2 separate regions of the Homo sapiens genome follow, and region 2 is linked to region 1. A link is a contact called in ENCODE Hi-C data. All regions are on one chromosome and are shown on one strand. Each heading gives the region's core, a stretch centred on a gene start or an enhancer-like site at or near the end of the contact. The rest is flanking DNA. Distances are from core to core; before and after follow the strand shown.

What was found. Hi-C counts contacts between places; a loop is a spot of excess contacts on that map. Pooled maps may share reads with other maps.
Region 2: a loop to region 1 is called in a map of endothelial cell of umbilical vein, with 2.5 times the contacts of the local background. The contact joins the promoter of NXPE1 here to the enhancer-like site in region 1. A Hi-C loop is called at or near these places in 3 of 168 maps with a recorded cell type or tissue (Caco-2, endothelial cell of umbilical vein and naive thymus-derived CD4-positive, alpha-beta T cell) and 2 of 50 pooled maps.

The regions. Positions count from the first base shown.
Region 1 is chr11:114,278,217-114,284,454 of GRCh38, forward strand. It overlaps a transcript of NNMT not described here. Among named protein-coding and RNA genes, the nearest start is that of NNMT, 15 kb to the right of the region's middle. Within about 2 kb of position 2,671, at least 12 of the 41 ENCODE cell types and tissues checked have a DNase peak (open chromatin) inside an H3K27ac peak, as active enhancers do; they include endothelial cell of umbilical vein, where a contact is called at or near this core.
Region 2 is chr11:114,558,134-114,563,616 of GRCh38, forward strand. NXPE1 (neurexophilin and PC-esterase domain family member 1) reads right to left here and starts at 1,748. Exons shown (of 9, transcript NM_001395504.1): 1 at 1,665-1,748. It also overlaps a transcript of NXPE2 not described here.

The DNA of each region.
Region 1 (6,238 bases), core at 1,421-3,920:
ACACGGCGAGAGAGGGAGCAAGAGAGAGAGGAGGAGATGCCAGGCTTCTTTAAACGATCTGCTCTCTTGTGAAAGAGCTCACTCGTTACTGTGAGGATGGCACTAAGCCATTCATGAGGGATTTGCTCCCACGACTCAAACACCTACTACCAGGTCCCACCTCCCACATTAAGGATTACATTTCAACATGAGATTTGGAGGAGACAAATATCCAAATTATATCAGCTACATCAAGAATGTTCTCTTTGTACTTAGGTACAAAGGTTGTGGCACTGTCCCTAGAAGGCACTACTAATGTTCTGGGCACCTGGTGTGATAGAACAGGCCAGTGCTCCAAGCAGGCAGAGAGTACCAGAGGTGACTGTTGGTAGGGGTGGGAGGTGGACCTAATACTCATGTGTGTGTGTGTGTGTGTGTGTGTGTATTATGTGTGCATATGTGAGTGTGTGCACATGTATGTGTGGTGATTCAGGTAGTGGAGAGTGGCTAGATCTGTCAGTGGTGTCACCACATGGGTGATGAATGAGGTTGTATCCCAGGTGCTGGGGTCAGATCAGAAGTTGGATACCAGGAGAAGCTTGCAGCAGATGGGACCAGAGGCTGAGTGTTAACTCCTTCCAAGGGGAGCTCCAAGTGTACACAGGAGTGTGCAGCCAGAAAGCTGCTATGGGATGGGAAGGCATAAGGCAAAGAACAAGGCAGCCAGGCACATGTGCAGGGTTTCCAGGGCAGGTGCCCTACGCAAGACTGGGTTGCCTGGTGCTCCCCTTGCTGCATAAAGTAGGATGGACCAGCCTGGGCCACCCAGGACGAGGGTGTGTGTCCTGCGATAGGTTCTTCTAAGGACCTGGTGTTAGTTATGTGAACATTCACATTGGGAGACTATTGGCTCCTTTGATCCTCAAGTCACCATATACACGTGGGCCCAGTGTGAGTAGGTATTGCTATTGGCCTCACGGGAGAGAGGGTGATACTGACATGTACAAGGCGTGGCTAGTGACAGTGAAGAGCTTACAATTCACTGAATTTATTAAAAAACACACAGCGTGCTTTTATTAAGTCCCCACTGAGTAGGCATGGGACTCTACTACAAGGCAGAATTTGCTAATTCTAATACAAGGGGATGATGGGAAGCACAGAAGAGGGAGGGATTAGTTCCTGCTGGGGAACTGGAGAAGACTTCATGGAGGAAGCTGCAGCGAAGATGAATCTTAAAGGAGGGTGATGGTTGGAAAGGCATTCCTGCTAGAGGAAACAACACTGCTAAAAGCATGGTGCTGGGGTCAGATCAGGAGTTGGATACCAGAAGAAGCTTGCAGCAGATGGGACTAGAGGCTGAGTGTTAACCCCATCCAAGGGGAGTTTAGGAAGATGCTGGGTGAATGATGTGATGTTTCATTTGGCTCATTTGGCTCAAGGGTGGGCTCCCTATGCCAGAGCAGAAGGAGACAGTGCTAGGAAGGTAGCTCAGGCGTGGCTCTAGGAGCCCCTGCAATCAGACTTCACCAATAAGTATTCATATATCATTTGCCAGGTACTAAGAATGTGAGGATAACAATTTTTGCCCTCGCTGGGCTTGCAGACAGTAGTGGCAGCAGTTTATAGGAGGTGAGAGCGCACAGAAAGAAATGCCTAATTTGGGGGAGATAATGGAGTCTTTACAAAGAGGTAACATGTCCACACTGACTTTGAACTAACAGGAACTAGCAGGTTGCCAGGCAGGTGGTGAGATGAAGGTGGTGGTGGACTAGGGCGTCGAAGGTGTTTCAGGTGGAAGAAGCCACGTGACAAAGGTGGGGTCACGGAAGGATGCTGAGCGTGTTTGGGAAACCTCGATCAGGAAACATGTACTGAGAGTCTGCTATGTGCCAAGCCCCATTCTGCATTCTGAGGCCATGGAGAATGAGTCAGACAGGGAGGGCCCTGCTCTCATTCTAGTTGGGAAGGGAAGGGAAGGCAGACAATGAGAAAATAAACAAATAAAGATGAGGACATGATTTTCAGAATGGGAGAAGCCCTAAAAGTAGAAAGAATGGCACTGTGGAGAGTACCTGGGGCAGAGGGCTGGAGGGAGGGCTGAGTACAAGTGCCTGGGATAGACAGACCTGGGCTGGGCTCACACAGCCAGATGGTGGTGTGTGAGCCGGGAGCCCCTAGGGCAAGGGTGCTAAGCCCAGTAGTCACCCTTTCACTGGACCAGAGCTCTCCAAAGGTGGAGCAGAGAACACCTCTGAAAGCAGAATCTACAGGCAGACAGGAGCTGATCCTGCCTGTTGCACACCCTGTCTGCCCGCCCTGCCCCAGAGAATCCCCTTATTCATTTTCAAGCCCTTCCTTTTTCCCTTCCAGAGAAGGGTCTTAGGTACTCAGACCTTCAGGGGAAGGTACAGGCAGTGACTGGGGTGGGTGGTCCATTCTTGGGGACAAGGCAGGTCATCCTGCTGAATGTGTGTCTCTGCGATGTGCCCTTTGGGAAAAGGAGGAACAAGGACAGCAGGATGGCTGCAGGCACCTGACCAAGACCTGTTTTTGGATTATTTCCCTTGTCTTTCACTCTCTGGGCACAAGAGGGCAGCCAAGTCTTGAGCTTGGGGGCTGCAGGGCCAGTGGGGTGGGAGGGCTCTTCCCTCCTTTGCTTGTCCCCGGCCTGCTCATTTGCCGGCAGCCTGCACTCCTGTTCTCCCAGATCCTGACCACTGAATGAGGGAACCAGGAAGAGGAAGGCCGCAGCCAGCGCAGAGTGCCCTGACCTCCACCCGGCCATGTATTCTACATGTTGCCTCACCTCCACCACAGAAGCTGAGGCCCAGGAAAGCCAACCCAGACCTGCTGGCCCAGGGTCCCACTAGGGACGTAGGCTAGCCCATATGCTGCCTGGATGACAGACCGAGGGAGGGGCACACTAGCTGGCCTCTGGAGGAGAATTCTTCCAGCCTCTCTCTGCTGTAGTAAAAACCTCCTTAAAACCCACGAAGCTGGGGCAGTAGGACCAATTGCAGCAGATGGGGCACAATTAGCTCACTAGATCCGTTCAATGGCTATTAAGGCCAATCCGTGCGTTAGGGCCCATGCAAGTGGGAGGAATACAAAGATGAATGGGATTCAGGCTCTTCCAAAAAGCTTACCTTCTAGTGGACAAGTGGCCATTGGAGCATAATGTGGCAAGTTTAGTGAGAGAGAGATGTTCAGAGCACTGGGGAGTATAGAGGAGGTCCATTAACCTAGCCCTGGGGGTATGGTGGAGGGAGGTCAATGAAGTCTTCCTGGAATTCATGCCCAAGCTGACTATTAAAGATAAAAGAATTTAGACAAGCAAAGGGAGGGAGGGCTTTTCAGGCAAAGGGTCAGACAGTGTGAGCAAGAAATCAAAGTCAAGACACAACATGAGAGGGATTAGAAGTTCCAGTGTGTTTGAGAAAGTTCCAGTTTGGCACTGTTTACTGTTGCAACCATTTTAATAGATACACACTCCATGAGCTGGCTCTTGTCTCCCTCTTCAGCCAGTTGAAAGGGCTTCTTGAACAGGTTTGCACATTTCCACAGGGGCTTTGGAGAACTGAGTTTTTCTAGGCTAGGGACTACAGGATTAGGGGAAATTGGATGCCAAAAAAGAGAATTAGAGGCAGGGAAATTAGCTTTCTGGCAGGCCTTTTTCTCTGGGGGAATGTCTTCTTCACTGTGCCTGAACAAGTGACTCCTGTGCGAACTAGAGACTGATGAGGAAATTGACAAAGGAAGGTAAAGTGACTAAAGACTTCTGTGCCTGAAATGAAGTACACTCAAGAGGAATCCAGAGGTTAAGATCATAAACCCCAGCCTGGGCAATGTAGTGAGATCTCCACTCTACTAGAAATTAAAAACGCCAGGCATGGTGGCATGCACCTGAAGTCCCAGCTACTCAGGAGCCTGAGATGGGAGGATCGCTTGAGCCCAGGAGGTCAAGGCTGCAATGAGTTGTGATTGCACCACTGCACTCCAGCCTGGGCCACAGAGTGAGACCCTGTCTCAACAAACGAACAAACAAATACCCCAAAATTGTAAACAAATACAAAAACAATAAAAAAATTAGATTCCTGCTTGATAATTAGATTCCTGCCAAAGTGATCAGGTGGACAGACTGGAAGAAATATTTACAGTGAATAAAACCAACAGGGGACAGATATTTTCTAGAATATACAAGGAACTACTGCAAATCAACAATAGGAAAAAGTCTAAAGACAAAAAGGAGCAAGAATATGACCAGGAAATGTATAGAAGAGGAAACTCCAAAAGCTAGCAAGCATTTTGTGACAGAGATTGTCTAACTCCTCCCCAATTTGCATGTCCTTTTTTCAGCACACATCCAGGCTGTATTTCACAGCCCCCTTGCCTCAGGCCATGTGATGGAATTCTGACCCAAAGAATATTAACAGATTAATGTATGGCACTACTTAGGCTGTGTCCTCAAAACCCTCGCATTCCAATCTCCTCCGAGAGCTCTCTCCCCTCCTCTGAGGGCTAGATGAAGAGAATCCAATGGAAGGCTCTGGGGCCTTAGAGCCACACAATGGAAGAAGTCTGAGTGCCGAAAGGACCACTGGGGGAGTACCCTTCCCTTGCCTGCCATCATGGTCTGTGATGTGAAAACAAACATTTATTTTGTTAAGCCACTGAGGTTTGAGGTCTGTTACATCACTTAGCTTATCTCACTGATACTGATATGCATGTTTAGAAGTGCTCAAACTCATCAGAGAAAGTGTACAACTTCACTTATTCTCATTAGACTAGCAAAAATTAGTATAGCAGATCATTCTAAAAATTGATGGTAGGGATGGGAGTGGGTGTGCCGATACAGGGAACCTCATGCACTGCTGATGGGGGTGTAGACTGGTATAGCCTTGCTGGGGGCAATCTGGTGGTTCTTACTCAAATTAAATATGTGGATACCTTAGGATTCACCAGTTCTACTACTGGGAATGCCCCCCATAGGAATTCTCACACAGGTCTCTATATGAAGGAGACATGGATGTCTCTGGAATCATTGTGTTGGGGAGTTGGAAACAATCTGGGTATCTGCTCCTGGGGGTGTGGATAAATAAATGAGGGGTGCAAATCATGAAGAACGATGCAGTGGCATGAAGCAGTGGGTCACATACACACGTAATGTGATAGGGCTTTAATGCATAGTGAAAATGATGCAAATACAAATATATGCATACACAGCAGCAGCACACATTTTACCAAAATGCACATAAAGAATAGACATCAAACACCTTGGGATGGTTGTCTATGAAAGGGAAATGAGAGTGGAAAATAAAAGGGGAGGAAGAAAATATAATCATATGAGTGAATTTCCTTCCACTGTACAGATTCTCAGTTCATTCCGAAAGCTTTTTGACAAGAGATTGAAGACTGACAATCACAGCTGTTTTACTTCCGAGGCTTAGTTTTCTTTACAGAATCTTATTTCCATGAGGTTATTACGTCTATCCTCAATTTTTAAAAAAGCTTATATTCTGCCTTTGTTGCTTTTTTTTCAATTTAATAAGCATTTTCTTTTAACCACCTGACCTCATGCTTTTTCAAAAACTAAACTAAACAAAACAATAAAGGAAGAAGAGAATTACAAGATCCAATCTTAGTCCTAACATCTTTTACCCTGAACATAAAACGATTTGCTTTTTACATAGGTAATAAACAGAGGGAGAAGAGTGAACTTCATAATCTTGATATTTGTATAGCATTAGTAGTGATAGGACAGATGTCCTAAATAGGTATCGTACCGTTACAGTAATTAGTAGGAAGCAAAGAAAAATCAATGGAACAGAGCAGATAGCCCTAAATCAGGTCCCAGTAAGTTTTGTAAGTAAGCATGTGACAAAGGAGCAACAAGCCGAGGAGGAAAGGAAACAAAGCAAAATAGTGCAGATAGCACAGAAGCCACTCAGGTTTTCAGCTTTTGCCAGCAGGATATTAGGGAGGCTCCACCCTGATTTCCAGCCTCTCTGTGCCAGGCAGATGTGGATCTCCAGCAAGCTGGCCACCTGCCACAGCAACACTGCTGGTACCTGGCTCTGCCAAAGGCCCTATCACCCTGGATGCCATCTGCCTGCAATTTACAAACTGTATAGGAGGGGTAGGTCAGGCCTGGACACCTCGTGGCTGGACTATGGAAACTGGTCCTGGCTGAGGCTCAGGAATTGCTTTCCTTTCCAAGTAGTCCTCAACCACCTTCACCCCAACATGGTTTTTTTTGTTT
Region 2 (5,483 bases), core at 498-2,997, 280 kb after region 1:
ATTTTGGGAAACATAAATTTTATTTATAATTATAAATATAAACTATACACACATCTATGTATATGTGTTTATGTGTGTGTGTATATATATATCCATATATATGCACATTCTATATGTTTTTCTTTTTATTTCATTTTCCAAACAAATATCTGTGGCTGATGTGTAGAAATGCAAGTGCTTTATTTTAATAGTGCTTTTATATAGGCACACATAGAGAACAAAGATGATTAGAAGTGGCCATATTGGGTACGTTTGCCTTGTTTTCATAGTTAGTTTCAACATTTTACTATGTGTAATTAAATATATGATGTTGGATTTGTGATATTTGCTTTTCTTAATGCCTTCTATTAGATTGAGGAAGTTCTCTTTTAAGAAAGTTTGTGAAGTGTTTCTATTACTAATGGAAGTTGAGTTATTGACAAAGGCCTTTTCTGATTCATTGAGGTAATTATATGAATTTTTAAACTTTTATGTTTAAATGTGATGTATTACATTCGTATATTTTCTAAAGCTAAACAATCCTCCTGTTATGGACTTAAGCTGAACTAGGTCACAATATAGATTGGATCTTTATACATAACTCTGCTGTGCTATGTAAGAGTACAAATTAACATGATCGTTTTGAAAGCAGAATGGCAATATTTCTGTTAGTTTGTGTTTATCTATGCCCTATGTCCAAGCAATTCATTCTGGATACATCACAGAGGACTTCTCAGTCAGGTCCATAAAGAATCACATACAAAGTTTGTTTTCAGTTGATTATATGTATAGCTGTAATTGTAGGGAATTAAATAGACTTTAATATGTATTACTATGAAATGGTTAAGAAACATGTAGTGGATGTGTATTGTGGGATACTATCCAACAGTTAGATACAACTCACTAGATTTACCTGTAATATGAAGAGCTCTTAAAAACAGCTCTAAGTGAAGAAAGAAATAAACATAAATCTTTATCACATTTTTATGTAAATTAAAAATATACATACAAAGCACAATACATGGATACACACATACTCAAAGACAAAAATTAAAAAAGAATCCTTCCTGCTTTTCTGGCTTTGTTTATGACTCATCCTACTGCCCACCTGGGGTGGCCTGCCCCTGCACCAATCTAGACTCTATAGTCAGTGAATCCCCAGCTCAGGGGCAATCTCTACAGGAAACTTTCCAGCATAACTCTAGACCACAACGATCTCTCCCGTATTTTGAATTCCTGTGACATATTCATACATTTTCCACCCAAACAATGTCATACATAAAACAAGGCAAAGAAATATCAGTTGTAAACAGGTATTTTTGATGTCCTTCTTCCTCTCTCCAACTAGATGTTAGGTTGAGTGACTGTATCCATGCTTGCTTCCCACAAAGCACTGGGGACTTTTGCTGGTTGGTTATTAGAGAAATATTTTATCTTGATGCTGTCTCACCGTCAAAACCAGCCTATCCTTGTCAGTAAGAGAGGCTCTCACTATCAGTTTTTTTTTTTGTTTCCCACACTTTCTTCTGAGCTTTCTCCCTTTTCTTATCTTTCTCTGACTTGAGAGAACCCCTCAGCAGACACAGTCTTTCTAATTTCTTTTGCTTTGTTCTTCCCTGCCCTCCACTGACCACTGGCAAGATTAGAAATAGAGAAAGGCAGTCTCCATAGTTTTGCTTACTCACCTGTTTTAATGATCTCTCCTATCTGGGTGGCTGGAAAAGTACCTGTGAGTTCTTAACTGGCTCTTGTGGCTGTGTAAAATGTTTTTGTTCCTTGTCTGTGAACACATTTATTTTCATCAGTCTGTTTTCCTCGTAAATTGGCTTATCTTGGGGTGGAGATTTGAAGAGGCAATAAACAGTAGTACAATTAACTGACAATTAGATAATTCCACAGCCTCTGTTAACTGGGTGTTACTCGGGTATTCTTTGAGATTCCTTCTCTCTCCATGTTACTGGTGACCCTTGGGAATGGAAAACCTCTTAGTTCTGAAACAGCTGTGGTCCTTGAAGTCATAGTGTAAAAATACCCCAAGTGACTCTATGGATAGGCTTTCCTCAGAAAATCTGAAGTCTCACGACAACTCCAAACAAGAGAACAAATTGTCAGTGGACACCATGCAGAGAACTGGTGGGTGATTGAGAATTCTTTTTTTTTCTTTTTTTTTTTTTTTTGGACAAGGTTTTGCTCTGTTGCCCAGGCTGGAGTGCAGTGGCGTGATCATAGCTCACTGCAACCTCGAACTCCTGGGCCCAAGCCATCCTTCTGCCTTGGGCCTAGGGGCTACAGGTGCATGCTGCCACACCTGGCTAATATTTTTAATTTGTATTTTGTAGAGATGGGGTCTTACCATGTTGCCCAGGCTGGTCTTGAACTCCTGGGCTCAAGTGGTCTGTCTTCCTCGGCCACCCAAAGTGCTGGGATTACAGGCATGAGCCACTTTTCCCAGCTGGATCTTTTATCGGTTTGAAAAGGATATCTAATAAATGGGGAAGGACTATTTGCTCTGAGTTAGGGAAAGGGGATATGGTTCATTAACTCGTCATTATCATAAACATTATTTAATTCACCAATACAGTAAATGTTGCTGTAACTTCTGCTATGCCAAATGCCTGTAACATGAAAGGGAATATATGGGTGTATATGAATAATTAGGCCTATTAATCCTTCTTTCCCCTCTAACCCCTGGTCACCACTGGTTTTCTTACTGTCTCCATGGTTTTGACTTTTACAGAATGTCACATAGCTGCAATCATACAGTGTGTAGCTGTCCCAGATTGGCTTTTCTCTTAGCGATACGGATTTCAGTTTCTCTGTCTTTTTGTGGCTTGATAGCTTATTTCTTTAGTGCTGAATAATATTTTACTGACTACATATTGGAGACCTTTCTCTCATGCCTCATGCCCTTCCCTCTGGAACCTTCATATTTGTCATGTGACTGTTACTTCAGCTCTGTAACATAAATCTAACTTCATCTCTCTTTCTAAGCCTGGATGCCCAGACCCTGTGCCAATTTGTAAGATTTAGTTTTGAAGATCACAAGTATTATTAGTACTGTGCTAAGTACTCATAGGATTAAATGAATTAATACATGTACAACATTTAAAAACAGTTTCTGACACTTAGTTTAAGCACTAAATAATTAGCAACTACTACTATCACCACCCCAACTACTACTATTTATGCATGGGAGTAAATTTTGAGATTGGCTTTTTTCTCCCACTCAGCGTAACGTCCACGATGTCCATCCAAGTTATTGCATGTGTCAACAGTTCATATGAACATATTGCCTCACTCACAATTAGGCAATATTGTTTGTTACCTTGGTTTCTTTAACCAATATTGTTTCTAAAACCTACTCCTCACTACTCAATTTGTTTCTTATCTTGTAAAGTCTTTGGTAGCTCTTTCAGAGGGGACCAGTATTAGACTGAGTACATATTTTTTCTTCCTAAATAGATGATAAATTTACTTGCTATAGAATTAGGTGAAAAATATTTTTCTTCTTAGCCTTGAGGATACTGTTTCATTCTCTTCATGCATCCAATGTCATTTATGAAATGTCTGATGTCAAAGTTAGTATAATTGTGAATCTTTGTAGCATTTTTCTCTTCATCCTTGGTATTATGAAATTTTATGCAGATCTTTTTATCTTCATCATGTTTGGCGCTTTTAATGGCCCATTAGACCTGAGATCTAATATCTGTTAACTTTTCTTTCATAATTTTGATCACACTTTCCTTTTATTCTGTATTCTGCAAGAATTCTTGAGTTAACATTTTATTTCTCCAGTTTATTGTTTTCATTTTGAACTTTAGTGTGTCCCTCAAGTTTTTCTTTATTTCACGTATCATATTTTAAATTTAACAAATATCTAGTTAACTCTAAGTATGGCTGCAATATCCTCTCACATCAGTCTGGTAATTAAACACACTTATTCTAAATTCTTGTATCAACTGTCCTTTTAACTTTGTTTTCTTGGCATGTCAATTTCTTCTGATTATTGTGCTTTATGCCTCTCTTTCAAGTGTTAGTCTCTTTCAAATGATTGGTAATTTTTGGTTATGTGTTCATCTTTGCATTTGAAATTTTCTGCTAGCCTCCCTGTAAATGTTGGGTTTATTTATTGCATTTTCTTCTGGGAGAGTGGTTAGAAATATTTCCTGGTGCTGAGTGCCAATATCCAGTCTTCTGAGAGTCCATGCTCTCTTCTTCCCTCTTGGGGATTATGCACAGCACTGCTCTGTCTTCCCAGCCCTTGCACACATTCTCAGTGCTTCCATATGATATGTGGAGAGGTCATACCTCATGGCTGTCTCTGTTAAACTCTGTGTCCACCTTTACTGATTTCAGTAGGAATCATAGGAAAAGACAGAAATACTATTATTTTACATATTTCTCATCAGGATATCCAACAAGTTCTGTTTGATATCAAACATAAATCCTGGGACTATTTAATTATGCCATTTTCCTAGACTCTGTAACAACTTTCACAACTGCATCTGTAATCTCTCTTATTTATTACTATCCAGAGTCAAGTTGACTTTACAGAAGTAAATTATCTCTTTCAGTCGTTGTATCCAATCACACAAGCTAAAGGAAAAAGTATACTTAATGACTCATATGAGTGGGAAGTCTTAGGAATTAATCTAGCTTCAGATAAGGCTCGATCTGTGGTTCAAACAATGTAATCAAGCTTCTCTCTAAGCCTGTAGGCTCTCCTGTCCTATTTTCTTAGAGATGCTTGCTCTCAAGATAATGCAGCAAGATAGTCCTAACATGCTTAAGCCATACATGGTCGTTGGTGTTCAAGATCTCAGAATGAGAGAGACCCATTTCTTTTCAGAATTTATATTAAGTCACAGAAAAAAACCAACAACTCTAATCAACTGTGCTAGTACCAATCACTTATGAAGGGTTTGGGGGAAGAGTGTTTTGATGAACCAGTAGGCACCAAAAATAGGCAAAAATCACATGATTGAGAGTCTCAGAGTCTCAGTAGCATGCTATAAAGTGGGGAAGGTACAGTTCTCCAGGAAAAGAGGGGCCCTCTTTCTGGAAGTAGGAATATTAGTCACAATTCAGCAAGAGATGTTCAGTACAAGAGGCAATAAAGATGAGGGCAAATAAGAGGGTGAGTCATATTTTCTGTCACTAATCCCTCATCTCTCTTTTTATCTCTCAGGAAGCTTTTCTGAAATTTTACTTTCTCCTCATATGAGTCATATAGGGAATTTACTTATTGATTCATTCATTTTCTTATTTACTTCCAGTCATTTATTACATGCCTGCAGTTGCAAACTTGAAAATAACTGGGATGCCACGTGTGGACGCTTATCTCTAAAGTTTGGGATTATTTTAATTAACTCCTAAAAAGCTTCTGCACAGCAAAGGAAATAATCAGCAGAGTTAACAGACAACCCACAGAGTGGGAGAAAATTTTCACTAACTATGCATCTGACAAAGGACTAATATCCAGAATCTACAAGGAACTCAAACGA